Linked DNA regions of Homo sapiens: region 2 is linked to region 1. Evidence: chromatin loops called from intact Hi-C (ENCODE). Cell type or tissue: Panc1. All regions are shown on one strand.

Region 1 (8,000 bases):
AGATGGCAGCTGGCATGAGACCCTAATTGGAAGAGGATCCTGTGACCTCCAAACCATGGAAGAGGATCCTGTGACCTCCAAACCAATTAAATGATTTCTCAGGAGCTGGGAACAGCTGCATGAGGAAAGCGCTTGTGATTGCTTTGAGAAATGGGTGATTTTTTTTTTCTCCCATGGAAGTCGCTTTAGTGATCTTAAAAGGTGTTGGCTGTGGGTGCTATTCAGGTCCAGAAAATTGGTCTCGGGAGAAGGAAGAAAAGTGACATTAGCAACCTGGCTTTTTCAACACAGGCTCTAACGAGGCTGAGATGGGTTGTTGGATAAATCATTGCTTCCAACTATCAGGAAAGTTGCCTGGCCCGGAAATAGGAGAAGGAACTGCAGATACACTTCTTTGATTGGGCAGAGAATTTAGGGGATTCGGGTTTGGAGCCTAAATCGTCACTGCAACTCCATTCAGGAACGTCCCTTGGGTGATGAAACTGTTCTATGTCTTGATTGTGGGATTGTTGCAGGATTATACGCATCAATCAAAACTCACAAAACTGTAAACTTCAAAGGGTCAATTTTACTCCATGTAAACCGTTCCTAATTTTAAAAACACACATACACAGTATCCTCTAGGCCTGCTCTCCTCACCTAGACCCAGGCAGGCCTCTGTGTGGTCTGTTAATCCCCTGCCCTGCTCACACCTTCTGGGGATCCTTGTGAAATTTTTAGAAAACAAGGAGGAGGAGAAAAAAACACCAACATAGGATTATGAACACGGAGAGATCTCTAAGTCCCCGGGGAGTTCTGATAATCCCGATGCCCAGGCCACCCCTGAATGGTGAAGTCAGAATCTCTGGGGCTGGGACCTGGCCTCATGATATTAAAGTTCCCCACCCGCCAGGTTGCCTGTAATAACAGACTGAGACCCCCACTCTAAATGATGAGTGGTTCATCTTTTCAATCCTTCACTGTTCTGTCTTTGGAGATTGTGTCAGAAGACCACATTTGAGGCTCTACATTCTCCCACCCCTGCCCACACCACCCCAAACTTCAGGGGCTGGGTGCCCCCAGATTTCTGTCTTGTTGCTATGGGGATTTTCAATAGGCTCTTCTCTCTCTCACCCAAGAATCAATTTGGAACTCTGGCCGCGGGCTTGGACTGCCTCCTGCCACCTGCCATTCCTCCTTAACTTCCTGCTAACATGTGTACATATCGTGTCCCCAGAGGAAGGAACTCTGGTTCCAGCTCCCCGCACTGTGGGTGAGAGTCCCCATGAACGCTAAGACAGGGCAAATCTCTCAGCCTCTTTGAGCCTCAGGCTTCTCATCAGCACGATGGGGAGGGTTGATGAGAGGATGTGCAAGGATTCACTTTGGAAATATAAGCATTCAAAGTCTAATTAATATTTCTTATAGATGGTGCCCTGGGGGTGGGACCTCGTGTCCTTCATCTCTTGATTTCCGACAAGAGTCACTGCAGCATCCTCACATGAACCCCCGATTATAGTTTGCCAAATTAATTATTATTAAAGCCTGTTTCTCATAGAGAAAACAATCAAGCCACTTTTGGGCTGAGAAATCTTCTGGATCCCAGTAACAAGTGGGTGGGTTAGCTCAGAGCTCAGTGCAGGCCTCTAAAACGGCAGAGCTCCTGTTGGGGAACCTGAAGTGTCCCAGGTTTCTGAGGACTCCTGTCCTCACAGAAGCCCTGTGACTGTGACTGTGCCCACCCGCCAGGAGGCAGGACAGTGAGCTCTGCCTGCCCACGAGCGCTGTCCCTAGCACAGCACTGGATTGTTCTGTTTCCTTTGAGGCACTGATGAGGTACGAGACTGTCTCCTCTGGAGGGGAAAATTAAGAGGCACAGTGGGGAGCTGTGTTGTGTTTTGAAGCTTTTCCAGAATTGATTTTGTTGGGAGACATTTTTTTTTAAAGAGTCCTTTCTTGAATGTTGGCAGAGTGGACAGACTGCCAGAAAAGGCTGTGATCCGGACACCCCACCCTGTCTGTGTGAGGTTGCCCCTGCCCCTCCGCAGTCCTAGGGAGGCTGCCCATCCTACCCAGGGTGCTGTGGGCTCCCGCTCAGGGGAAACAAGCCCAGGTGTGTGCTGCACTTGGCAGATCTGCTCAGGCAGCATCCGCATTTGTTTCCCATGGTTACTATAACAAAGTGCCACCAGCTGGGGGCTTAAAACCACAGACATGTATTCTCTTGCGGTTCTGGAGGCCAGAAGTCTGAATCAAGGTGTCTCATGCTCCCTCTGAAGGCTCTAGGGGAGAATCCTTCCATGCCTCTTCCTGGCTTCTAGTGGTTGCCCCCAAATCGTTGGGTGTTCCTTGGTTTGTAGCCAATCTCTGCCACTGTCATGATGTCACAGAGCCTTCTTTCCTGTGTCTTTATGTGACCTTCTTGGGAGGACATTAGTCATTGGATTTAGGGCCCACCCTAATCCAGTATGACCTCATCCTAACTAATTTTATCTACAAAGACCCTATCTCCAAATAAGATCCAATTAGACCTGAATTTTGGGGGGACACTCTTCAGACAGGTACATTATTCTTGGGTCTCGCTCACTCCAAGGCCATAGCGCCCTCTCCTGAGACCCTGCCCTGTGTTTTTACCCCAGTACCCATTGAGGAGCCACCATGGTCATGAGTTGGCATCTAGTGCAGAGTCTGATTGAACTCTATCAGAGGGGTCTTGTAGCAGCCTGAGCAGGGTGAGCTCAGCACCACTGTTGAAGACTGGCATTGTGGTGTGAGGGAAGGGGCAGGAGCCTGGATCCAGGAGACTGAGGTCAAGTTCCAGCGCACCCAGCTTCTCATGGAGGGACCTTGTGCCCTACTGCTGAGAAGGAAGCCACCTGCAGCCCCACGTTTAATGGGATTAAGTATAAGACTGTCTACATTAAAATTATCCCCCCATTCTCTGCAAGAAATTCCTGCCCAGTAAGAAAAAGTTATAAATAACTTTATTATTTGTTTTATTAACTTTCTGAAAATCCATTTATCTGCACTTTTACTTATCACTCAACTAGACTTCATTTGGGTAAGAAGACCCTTTCTCAAACAATGCATTGTTCATTTGGGCTTATCAAGCAACCGTTTACTCTTAAGGTTCATTCAAACTTTCCCCACTCTGTGTCTCCCAATCCTCAAAGTTTATATCAGTAACTTCAGGCCGGGCGTGGTGGCTCATGCCTGTAATCCCAGCACTTTGGGAGGCTGAGGCGAATAGATTGCCTGAGTCCAGGCGTTTGAGACCAGCCTGGGCAAAATGATGAGACACCATCTTTATAAAAAATACAAAAATTAGCCAAGCATGGTGGTGCACACCTAAAGTCCCAGGCTGAGGTGGGAGAATCACTTGAATCTGGAAGGTGGAGGCTGCAGTGAGCCATGATCACACCACTGCACTCTATACTGGGAGGATGGGAGTGAAGAACTTCATCTAATCCCAGCCAGTCAGCTGCACCTCAATGAAGACTCATCTTAAACCATATCCCCCAAATCACATAGATATGGCACCCTTGAGCTGCCTGTTCTGAGGCAGTGGCCTCTCTTGAAGAAAGCAATCAGCTGAGCTCTGCCGGCTCCACAGGTTATTTAGGTGGCATTTTGTGGGGAGTTGGCAGTTGAAGCCTCTCTGAGTGTCCATCTCATATAATACACACACACACACACACACACACACACACACACACACACACATATATATATTTTTGAGACAGAGTCTCGCTCTGTCGCCCAGGCTGGAGTGCAGTGGCGCGATCTCCGCTCACTGCAAGCTCCGCCTCCCAGGTTCATGCCATTCTCCTGCCTCAGCCTCTCTAGTAGCTGGGACTACAGGCACCCGCCACCATGCCCGGCTAATTTTTTGTATTTTTAGTAGAGATGGGGTTTCACCGTGTTAGCCAGGATGGTCTCAATCTCTTGACCTTGTGATCCACCCGCCTTGGCCTCCCAAAGTAATGGCATTACAGGCGTGAGCCACCGCACCTGGCCTCCATCTCCTATATTTTATATGTTATACACAGTATATGTAAAATATATCAATGCATATATATTTTATATATTACCTATAAACATAATTTTGCTTTATATAGTCTGTAAAATGGGGATAACAGTTCCTACTTTACCTACCACACAGGTTCATGGGCTCCCCACTCTTTGGCATCCTGCACCAGAGAGGACAGTGCAGACCAGGGAAAATTCTCTCCAGCCAGGAAGCAGTCTGAGCCTGAAAGGAACAGTTGCCCACTTACATTTGGAGTCTCTTCAATGTGATGTGTCTGTGTAATAATTCTGTAAATTATAGGCCATTGTCTAAACCTTAGGGACAATTATTAGAAGTTAGATATTTTTGTCCCTCCACCCTCAAACAGAGGTTTTTGAACCAAATAGCAAAATTTTGTGAGCTAAAATTGGCTACTTGTATAGAAATTCTGGGCCCTCAACCAAGAGTTTCTTTTGTTAATTAGACATAGAAACCCCCAACCTCCCTGGGGCTCAGGATTGACTTGGATGATGTCGGGTTCCTGTGGGGAGATGGGGGCACAGTGCCAGGCAGTCTCCTTTGTCTTCCTCCACCCACCCTCTGTGCCTCATGTTGCTCTACCACATGGGAGTCACAGGAATAATTACTCGTCCAATAAGCCAAGAAATTAATATTTAATCATAGGGTACCTACTGAAAGTTTAGTAGACCTAGACCGATTTTAGAGAGTTTTCTGATAGGTATTTTATGTAAAACGGAGAAGGAAATTTTGCTATTTTGAAGTTGCGCATAATCCCTCCTAGGTTTAGCAACATATTGTGATGGCTTCTCTGGGTATATCTAATATAGACGGTGATTCTGGGGGTGAAACTTCTGCCGATCAGGTAGTTGTGAACCGAGCAGCACATCTGTAGTGTGGCCAAGAGAAAACCAAGACACAAATCAACCTTCAACTTTCCTCATCTGTCCCTACAATGTCTTTGAGACTTGGTTCTGAGTCAGGACCCCATCAAGGTTTGGGCATTGTGTTCAGTCCCTGTGCACCTTTAGTCTGTGTTAGTCTAAAATAGTTCCTCAACCTTTTTGTCCCTTATGATGTTGACTTTTGGAGAAGATGATCAATTTCTTTATTGAATATTCCACCTTCTGGATTTTGTCAGATTGTGTCCTCATGGTGTTATTTAACTTGTTTCTCTCTTATGCAAAGTGGAAGTTAGGGCTCAAGTCTTGATTAGATTCATTTTTGGGCAAGAACATAGATTTTTAAAATAATCTTTTTCTGTGATAATAATACCAAGTTCATTGTAGAAAAACTTAGAGAAAAAAAAATGAAGGTAGCCTGTAATCCTGCCATCCTGCCATGCTTATATTAATTTATACATCCACCAGCCATGTATGAGCCTTCTCATTTTGCCAAAACTTCACCAAGCCAGAACTTTCTTTAAAAAAATTTTGAAAGGTAAAAAAAAAAAGATATCTAATTTGAGCTTTTGTACCTATTTAAGGAAACTGAGCATACTTCCATATGTTCATTAGATGTGTTTCTTTGTCATCTAATCTATATTTTTTTCTGTGGACGCAAAGAGTCCTTTATCTATATTAAGAAGAGTAATCCTGTGTCATATATCTTGGAAAATAAAAAGTAATCTTGGATCTACCTGTTGAGAGAACTCTGGGGCAAGGCACAGAGGAAGCCCTTGGCATGCTGCCTGGCACATGGGAGATGCCCAGCACAGGCTGGGTGCACACTGCCCTTGCAGAGGTCTACCCCCAGGTGATCCCAGGAAAGCCCGGGGTCATGCCCCCTCCTGTGGCCACAGGGACCCTGTGATCAACCACCAAGTTGAAGCTCAAAGCTCCTCCTGACCCTGCCTCCCCACCTCCCACTTACTTCATTCCCCTCTCCCCAGCCGCTCCTCGTGGATCCAGCCCCACTTGGATTTGCCCCTTGATTTTCCCTCGGCTGAGCTACAGCACAGAGGAAGGTGCCTACCTTCAAAGAAAGCCTGGCCCAGGCTGGCCCTGGGCATGAGAACATCTCCTGCAGGCTAATTATTTGGTGCCCCATGAGGCTGATTTTTTAAAAGACATCTGTAATAGGAAGTAGATAGAAAGCAATTTCCTATTAAAAAAAAAAAATCAGCATGCAGAAAGAGCTTTTGTCCTTTATGTTCCCAGAGTGGCTTCTCTAAATCTTCCTTCTGTGTTTTCCATGTTGCAGTCACCACTGGCTGGTCTCCCTCCTCCAACCAGACGGTGAATGCCCAGAAAGGGGAGACTTCCTTCAGTGGTCTTAGAGTGCCCAGCACCTGGAGCAGTGTCTGGCACAGAGAAGGCGCTGGGATGAATTACTCACCCTATTTCTCTAAAAGGCTGCAGTAGACACATGAGTGCCAAGAGAGGAGCAAGAAACCCAAACATTACTGATCTCAGGCCACTGTGGACACAGATGCGCAGACCCTGATGGCTTGGGTCCCCATGCACAGGCTGCAGAGGGAAGCCCAGGGACTCCCCCTGCTCCCTTCAACTGTTCCAGGATTTTCATTTTTCCACATCCTAAGTCACATTCAGCTCATCTTGTCATAGATTAACTTTAAAATGTAGCAATTCAGCTTGGAGAGGGAGAGAGAGAGAGGAAAAAGAAGAGAGCTGGAGGGAATCTGAAAGCGGCCTGGGAGTGGAAGGGCCACCATGCTGCCCTGGACACCAGGAACAGGAAATCGGATTTGAGGCAGAGAAGCTGTAGGTGGAAGGGGCTTCAGAGAAGGCTCTAGGCTAGCTCGAGCAGTTTACAACAACCTGATGTAGCTCTTCCCCACCACCTGTATGGTTTAAATCATTTCAGCATTTAAAAAAGAAAACAGCCCTGTTAGAAATCTGCTGTGGGCAAAGAGGAAAACATAGAAAATGATACCAATCATCCATTCTCTATTTTTTCTTTCTCCGGGCCCCATAGTGGCAAGATGCTCTCCTCTTTCTGGGCCCTCGCAGGATAAATGCAACTTCTAGGAATAGGATTCAGCAACCCACCCACCAACGCAATCCAGACGAGAACAATCCGCTCATCCTAACCACTTCCTTGTGTCCCTGTGCAGTTGCTTCTGTCCTCAGGCAGCCACTGATCTGCCTTCTGTCCTTATAGCTTTGCCTTTTCTAGAATCGCACATAAGTGCACTCACATAATACATGATCTTTTGACTTCTTTAACATAATGCTTTTTGATTCTTCTGTGTTGTTCCATGCATTGCTATTTTGTTCCTTTTTATTGACAAGTGGTATTTCACTGCATGCACATTCTACAGTCTGTTTTTCCATTCACATTAATGGACATTTGGGTTGCTCCCAGGTGGATCTGAATAAAACCACTATGAACATTCATGTACACATCTTTGCATGAACATATGTTTTCATTCCTATTAGGCAAATATCTAGAAGTGGAATGTATGGGTCTTATAGTAAGTTTAGGTTTAACTTTAAAAGATCCTGCCACATTGTTTTCCAGAATGGCTGCACCGCTCTGCATTTTGCCTGGCGATGTATGAGAGATCTGGCTGCTCCACATCCTTATCAGCCCTTGGCATTCTCTGTTTATTTTGTTTATTTGTTTTAGCTATTCTCATCGCTGTGTTGTGGTGTATCATTGTGGTTTTACTTGGCATTTCCCCAGTGATGCTGAGCATCTTTTCAAGTGTTTATTGGTAATTTGTATATCTTCATTGGCAAAATGCTCAATATTTTTGCTATTTTTTTGTGTTAGATTGTTTTATTATTGAATTGCATAATGCTTAATATTTGTCAGCTAAATTTCTCTATGAAAATTTTACTCCAGTCTGAGGAGTAAATATCTGATTTCTATCTCAACTGCTTTATCACACTTAAAGAGACAGATTTAATAAGAGAAAAACTCAAAATATGTTTCTATCCAGGTTGTGCTGACCACAACAAAGCTATGTCTGATCTACTGTGCATGTTAAAATGAAAAAAAAATTTGTGATCCGAATCCTAAGTATGGC
Region 2 (8,000 bases), 300 kb before region 1:
TCCCCACCCTGTCCTCATTGGCTCGGGATCTGGAATGCAAGGTGCTTTTGCTTGGCTCCAAGACTCTGCTTGTGTGTTTTCCACCTGGAGCCCTGTGCTCATTCCTTCCTCCCCTCAGCTGGCCACACCCTCTGTGTCCCTTCCTCAGCCTGAGGGCCACCTTCCTTCTGCCCTGCCCTGGCTGCATTCGGTGCCCTGTGAGACGCCACCACAGTCCCCATAGCTTCAACCATCAGCCAGCCCTGGAAAACATGGGGCCTCTGGTTGCCTCATGTTTAGAAAGCATACTTCGTTCATTTTCCTACCACTGAAGGGCCAAGATAGAGTTGGGCCAAGGTGAGAAAACCAAGAAAGCAAAGCAGTTAACAAAAATATTAATTTTCTTTTACCATCTGCTACCCACCCAGAGTTCCAGGAACAAGGCCCCTTTTAGGTTATGTAATCATCAGGCTCCAAATTGTCTCCCGAGGGCCCAGCTGTGAATATAAAACCCTTCCCACTCTGAGAATGTGAGAGGTGGAGCCCAGTGTCGTTGAGGGGCCGTGCAAATGCTCTGCTCCGTGCTCAGGGCCCCCACCCTTGGCAGGACTACTGTGCACTGGGCCAGCCCAGCTGGCCTCCTGCTTCCCTGGCCTACTACATAAGAGATCCCTCCCTAAGTCAGACAGGGGAAGGTGGGGTCCCTAGAAGGCAGGGAAAAGCCTGAAGTACATAGTATTGTATTTTCTTTTGGAAGAATCTCAAACTCAGAAAATTTGCAACGACAGTACAAAGAACATTCTCCCCCTGAACTATGTAAGTTGTCAACACAGTACCATATCGCTGTCTAATACTTCAGTATGTGTGTTTCCTACAGACAAAGACACTCTCCTACATAATCACAGCACACCATCAAGTAGGACCATAACAGGGATACCGTCATGCGTTGCTTAACAATGGGAATACGTTCTGAGAAATGCATTGTCAGGCGAGTTCATCGTTGTGCTACCATGACAGAGTGTACTTACACAAACCTAGGTGGCATAGCCTACTACACACCTAGGCTCTCAGGTATGGTATGTTGCTCCTAGGCTACAAACCTGTACAGCACGTGACTGCACTGAATACTGTAGGCAGTTGTAACATAATGGTAAGTATTTGTGTATCTCAACATAGAAAAAGTGGAGTAAAAATATGGTATAAAACAGCAGTCCCCAACCTTTTTGGCACCAGGGACTGGTTTCATGGAAGACAATTTTCCCACGGATGCGGGGTTGGGGTGATGGTTTCAGGATGAAACTGTTCCACCTCAGATCATTGGGCGTTAGATTCTCATAAGGAGTGTGCAACCTAGACCTTCTCATGCACAGTTCACAATAGGGCTTGTGCTCCCATGAGAATGTAATGCTGCTGCTGACCTGACAGGAGGCGGAGCTCAGGTGGTAATGCTCGCCTACCCACCACTCACCTCCTGCTGATGGGCCTAGTTGCTAACAGGCCACGGACCAGTACTGTGGACCAGTACTGGTCCATAGCCTGGAGGTTGGGGACTCCTGATATAAAAGATAAAGAAAATGATACACTGGTATAGGGCACTTACCATGAATGGAGCTTGCAGGACTGGAAGTTGCTCTGAGTGAGTCAGTGAGTGGTGAGTGAACGTGGACATTACTGTACACTACTCTGGACTCTATAAAACACTGCACACATAAGCTGCATTACATTTTTTTAAAAAATGGTTTTCTTTTTTAATAATAAATTAACCTGAGCTTACCATAACTTTTTTTACTTTGTAAACTTTTGAACTCATTTAACTTTTTTACTTTTATAACATTTAGCTTAAAACACAAACACATTGAACAGTTGTACAAAATTATTTTCTCTATATCCTTATTCTATAGGCTTTTTCTAGTTATTATTACTTTTTTACTTTTTAAACTTTTTGTTAAAAACTAAGACACAAACGCACATTAGCCCATGCCTACACAGGGTCAGGATTATCAGTGTCACTGTCTTCCACCTCCACCTCTTGTCTCAGTGGGAGGTCTTCAGGGACAGTCACACACATGGAGCTATCATATCCTATGATAACAGTGCCTTCTTCTGGAAAACCTCCTGATGGACCCACCTTAGGCTGTTTCACAGTTAACTTTTTTAAAAAAAAAGTAGAAAGAGTACACTCTAAAATAATGATAAAAAGTATAGCACAGTAAATACATAAACCAGTGACACGGTCATTTATTATCATCGTATTAGTTCATTCTCGCACTGCTATAAAGAACTGCCCAAGAATGGGTAATTTAGAAAGGAAAGAGGTTTAATTGACTCACAGTTCTGCATGGCTGGGGAGGCCTCAGGAAACTAATAATCATGGTGGAAGGCAAAGGAGAAGCAGACACCTTCTTCACATGGCAGCAGGACAGAGTGAGTACAAGCAGGGGAAATGCCAGATGCTTATAAAACCATCAGATCTCATGAGACTCACTATCACGAGAACAGCATGGGAGAAACTTGCCCCCATGGTTCAATGACCTCCACCTGGTCTTTCCCATGACACATGGGGATTATGAGGATTACAATTCAAGGTGAGATTTTGGGTGGGGACACAGCCAAGCCATATCATTCCACCCCGGCCCCTCCCAAATCTCATGCTCTCACATTTCAAAGCACAATCATGTGGGGCAGAATGATATGGTTTGACTATGTTCTCACCCAAATTCTTATCTTGAATTGTAATCCTCATAATGCCCATGTGTCAAGGGAGAGACCAGGTGGAGGTCATTGAACGATGGGGGTGGTTTCCCCCATGCTGTCCTTGTGATAGTGAGTTCTCATGAGATCTTATGGTTTTATAAGTGTTTGGCAGTTCCTCCTGCATTCATTGTACCTCCTGCCTCCTTGCGAAGAAGGTGTTTGTTTCCCCTTCACCTTCTGCCACAATTGTAAATTTCCTGAGGCCTCCCCAGCCGTGTGGAACTGTAAATCAATTAAACCTCTTTCCTTTCTAAATTACCCAGTCTTGGGCAGTTCTTTAGAGTAGTGTGAAAACGGACTAACAAAATCAAGTATTATGTGCTAACATGACCTTATATGCTCTACTTCGATATGACTGGCAGTAAATTTGTTTACACCAGCATCACCACAAACTTGGGAATAATGAGTTGCACTATGACTTTACAACCCTTTGTGACATCACTAGGTGTTAGGAATTTTTCTGCCCCATTATAATCTTATGGAAGCATATCACATATGTGGCCTGTTGTTGACTGAACTGTCATGATGCAGCATGTGACAACACATCACTGCCGTGTGCTCCTCAGACCCCATCAGATTTCTCTGGTTGTCCCAACTGCATCCTTGAGAATGGAGGGTCCAGTCCAGAATCACATATTGCATTTAGTTCTGTGTCTTCAGTCTCCTTCAGCCTGAAACACTTCCTCAGCCAGGAGCTTTGAAAATTACTGGCAGTCATTTTGCAGAATGCTCCTCCATTTGGGATTGTCTGATGTCTCTCTGGCCGGAGTCCTATGGAGTGATGCCACATTCTCACTGCAGCCCCCCAGGTGCTGCAAGCTTTTTATTGGCCCTGTTGATGTTTACTTTGGTCACAGATGAGGTGATGTCTGCCAGCCTTCTTCACCATGAAGTTGCTCTTTTTCTCTCTGGAATGGATAAGTGTTTTGTGGGCAGATACTTTGAGGCTATGTAAACATCCCATTGAAGAACATCAGACTTTCAATGCGTTCCCTTACTTACTTATATCTGTGTGCACTGGTGGTTTCCCATCTGTTACTGTCACTATGTTGGTGCTCAAATTGTCCCTGATTCTGACCACTGAAGGCTCCTTCAAGCTGGCTCTGTGTCCTACTGACGTGTTCCCATTATTCATTAAGCACTTCCTTGTTTTCTGGCAAAACAACAAGTTCCGGGCTCATTTTCTGCACCCCACTCCTACTTCCCAGTGCTAGAATCAGCCGTTTCTGCAAGGTGCTCTGGTTCCTTTAGTGGAAAGTCATATTCAGAAGCCAGTATTCAGGTGCTAGGAGTGCTCCAGGCTATGCGGGGCTGGCTGCTCCAGGCCCCCCAGTGACTGTGGGGACTAGACACACACACATTTCCATCTATATATATGGACTTATCTTTATGTATTCAAGGCCACAAGGGTACACTGATCATTCCGATTTTAATCCCACACAACAGGATTCATTCCAGTTTTCTCTCCATATACATAACTTCCTTCTCTGACAATAGGAAACCTAACTCCCACTGTCTTCAGTAGATTTATTTGATCAGTATCCCTGTGTGTAACCAATCTCCCGTCTCTGCCACCAGCCTCTCTCCCACATGGATCCCCTCCTTGCCTCACTTGGACTCCAGCACTCCAGGCAGGGCCTTTGCTTTCCCCAGGATGCTCCCTCCACCCTGCTGGGCTCCCACACCCCACACCAGTCCACCCCTTGAGGGCACATTCTCCCCACATCCTCTCTGGTACCTCTGGGGCACGATGGCTTCTCCCTCCGCCACCTTTGCTATGCCCCACTTTGTGGCTTTAGGACAGGACTCAGGAGAAAGGGAAGACAAGAAGGGAAGGAATCCCTTGGATTTTTTAACCAAAAAATGCATCAAGTACATGGAGACAGAGCCACAAAATAATCATAACAAATATTCTAAACCAATCAGACAGCCAGCCCCAGATCACCCTATAAGGGGGCATTGCTACCCCGTGACAGCTGGGTAGCCTGGGCAAATTCCCTAACCTCACCGAGCCTCAATTTCCTCAATGGTAAAATGGGGAAAGGACAGTGCTTCCCTCGTGGTTTGGGTGTGAAGCTTCTGTGAGTTAATGTTAGTGAACAGCCAGCCTCAGCCCCTACCCAAGGTAGCTGCTCCGCAGATGTGATGACAACCACCGTGTGTTTCTCAGAATCCTAGGAAATAAGGGCTTCTTTCTAGAAGGCAGGGCCAGGATGCTGCGTGGGTGTTCCCTGGCAGAGAGGCTCTGTGGCCCTCAGGACTTCATCCTTCTGCAGGCTTGTGTGTTTGTTTTATTTTTTTGGCACGCCTGCAGCCAAGTTGGGGAGGGTTTCCTGGACAGAGGTCCTTTGGCTGCTGCCTTAAGACGTGCAGCCTGGGCCGTGGCTGTCACTGCGTTCGGACCCAGACCCGCTGCAGGCAGCAGCAGCCCCCGCCCGCGCAGCAGCATGGAGCTCTGGGGGGCCTACCTCCTCCTCTGCCTCTTCTCCCTCCTGACCCAGGTCACCACCGAGCCACCAACCCAGAAGCCCAAGAAGATTGTAAATGCCAAGAAAGGTAAGGAGGGGGACAGAGCCCTGTGCCATCTTCCAGGGAGCAGGTCCCCCTCTCCTTAGTGTGTCCTCATGCTCCTTTCCTTCATTTTCCTCCTTTTGAGTCATCTAGGGAACTTGAGTAAAGTGGGCTTTGGGGCTTGGGGGAGTTCTCTCATAGCAGAGTTGGTTGTCAGAATCATAAGAATCCCTGACCCTTAGAGTTGGGAAGAACCTTCCAGATCATCCAAACTGATCTTTGCTCTTCTCTCCTCCCCTCATCCCCAATATTTTAAAGAAACCAAACCTTTGGCCTGGGAGTCTGGCAGCGCTCAGCCCTTACCAGGGAGAGCTGCACAGGCTGGGCTTTGGAGTCTTCCAACCTGTTTTCTCAACTGTAAAATGGGGACAGTGGTATTTGTTCAAAGACTTCTCATGAAGATTTTATGATACAAAATATATAAAGGCACCTCACTTGTTGCTTGATGCACAGGGAAAAGAAAAAGAAGAAGAAATGAATTCTCATTTCTGTAGCATATCACAGCCTTCAGGAAATAAATGTAACTCAGACTAGTCCACCAGAAGCAGCTTTGCTCTGCTTTGTAGCCTCTGGGGATTGGGGTGTCCCTCGGTTGCTTTGGCTACAGCAAGACTTGCCCTTGCAGCCCCGCCTGCAGTGAGGTCACCCCAGGCTGTGTTGAGACAACATCAGTGGAATGTCATGGCAATGGACGGGGCTGTCACCCCCCCAGGGAGCAGAGGCTAGAAGAGAGTCCAAGGGGATGAGGGTGGGGACTGAGGCAGAGAAACAAGCAGCTAGGACCAAGGGCACAGAAAAGGAAAGAAGGGGCTGTGGGGGCCTCCCTTAGGCCCTCCCGGGGCTCTTCATAAATGGACAGTTGCCCACTGGCCAGGAACTAGTGCAGTGCATAAAGGGACATCGGGGCCATGGGGCCTCACAACACTGTGACAAAGAATGGGGCAAATCTGGCTGCTGATAAAAAAATCATCTTCAAGATTCAGTTTACAAAGTGAAAAAAGAAACATTCAAAAGAGAATGAGTATGATGCTGACATTTGCTTTGAAAAAGGGATTTATATAATAATACATTTTTACTTGTATGTGCATAAGTTCTTTCTGGAAGGATCCACAAGAGTGAGTAACAGTGATTACCTCTGGGAAGAAAAACCAGGGGCTGGGCGCAGTCTCAACTGGGAAAGAAACCAGCTTTTTGAACTGTTTGGATTTTAAAAAATTATGTGTGTATATTACCTTCCACAAAATGTTCATTTAAAAAGAGAAGACAATACCGTGCATAGTTACGTCTATGAGCATTAGCCAAAATCGCCACCAAGGGAGAGCCTTTGTAAAAGATGCAGCTCCAAAGGCAAATCATAGAATTTTTGAATGTGGAAAACCATCGCCAGCTTCTCAAGTTTACCAAAGATTCAGTATTAATATAATTATGTAAATCTTTTTAAACTCATGTTAAAAAAAAAAGGGTCAGAGCACGTGATGCCTTGGTTCTCTCCAGCTGTCACACTTGAACCCTGGCCCTATGTGGTCTCCATAGAAGGGGCCCCTGGAGTTCCAGGGCTACAGGCCAACAGAACAGCCACCCAGGCCCTGCCTCTCGCTGAAACCCATGGCAGTCTCCCGCCCACCAACATGGCAGGCACTTATAGAGCTCTTTCTCCACGTAGGCACCAGTCTATATGCTGGACACACAGCAGAGAAACACCGTCTCTGCTCTTAAGACATGAACCATGGTGGTTCTCACTCAGGCATCAACATCATCTGGGAGATACATTAGAATCCAGGTGCCTTGGCCAGGCGTGGTGGCTCAAGCCTGTAATCTCAGCACTTTAGGAGGCCAAGGTGGGAGGATCGCTTGAGGCCAGGAGTTCAAGACAAGTCTGGCCAACATGGTGAAACCCTGTCTCTACTAAAAATACAAAAATTAGCTGAGTGTGATGGTGTACACGTGTAGTCCCAGCTACTCAGGAGGCTGAGGCAGGAGAATTGCTTGAACCTGGGAGGTGGAGGTTGCAATGGGCCGAGATTGCACCACTGCACTCCAGCCTGGGTGACAGAGTAAGTGAGACTCCGTCTCAAAAATAAATCAATAAATAAAATAAAAGTTAAGAATTCAGGTGCTTGGGCCCCACCCCTGGAAATGCTGGTTTAGGGATCTTGGTGAGTTTAGCATCTGCCTTTTCCACAGGTCTTCAGGGATTCCTAGGAGCAGCCAGGAATGAGAATCTCAGGGGCAATCTAGTTGCAGGGCTGGTGCCCAAAAGTACGGGAGAAAGTCCAAAGAAGGGACGGTCATGCCAGAGGAGACCAGTTGGTGCCAGGGCCAAGAGGGGGAGAGCAAGTGGCAGGACTGGCAAAGGAAGGGAATGCCAGCATATGCTAAGTCCTTGTCCTGGCCCTCAGGGTGGGTGAGAAGCGGGGAGCCTAGAGTACTTCTGGGAGCTCATCTGTTCTTGGGGCCACATGGTCACACCTGGCAGGGAAGCTCCGGAGGGAAGGATGGCCTCATAGGAGTCACAGGCCTTTAGAACAGGGAACTGGGGGAACCTGGAGGGCATCCATTCTAACATCACGCAGAAGGAACCTGAGGCTCAGAGAGTGGGCCAGCACAAAGGCCTCCTGACTCTGCCCAGGGCCGTAGAGACACCTACTCCCACAGCTTCCTCAGGTGGAGCTAATGAGAGTAGCTTCCTGTACCTT

What was found. A loop is a pair of places that touch in the nucleus more often than their neighbours do. Peaks named below come from ENCODE experiments on the same cell type or tissue, not always from the same donor. Only the 100,000 strongest peaks of a DNase experiment are listed, where the experiment ranks them.
Region 2: a loop joins it to region 1, with 4 times the contacts of the local background. A loop is called at or near these places in 5 of 110 quality-filtered maps.

What each region holds. Positions count from the first base shown.
Region 1 is chr3:45,320,069-45,328,068 of GRCh38, forward strand. All of the region lies in intron 2 of LOC105377061 (a long non-coding RNA gene), which reads left to right. LOC105377062 (a long non-coding RNA gene) reads right to left here. Exons shown (of 3, transcript XR_940798.2): 3 at 7,765-8,000. Among named protein-coding and RNA genes, the nearest start is that of LARS2, 65 kb to the right of the region's middle. RefSeq lists an enhancer at 1,931-2,431. In Panc1, no CTCF peak of the experiment used is centred here; no DNase peak of the experiment used is centred here; H3K27me3 peaks cover 270 bases.
Region 2 is chr3:45,021,183-45,029,182 of GRCh38, forward strand. CLEC3B (C-type lectin domain family 3 member B) reads left to right here and starts at 5,121. Exons shown (of 3, transcript NM_003278.3): 1 at 5,121-5,289. The coding sequence starts at 5,181. RefSeq lists enhancers at 5,501-6,002, 6,003-6,502. In Panc1, no CTCF peak of the experiment used is centred here; no DNase peak of the experiment used is centred here.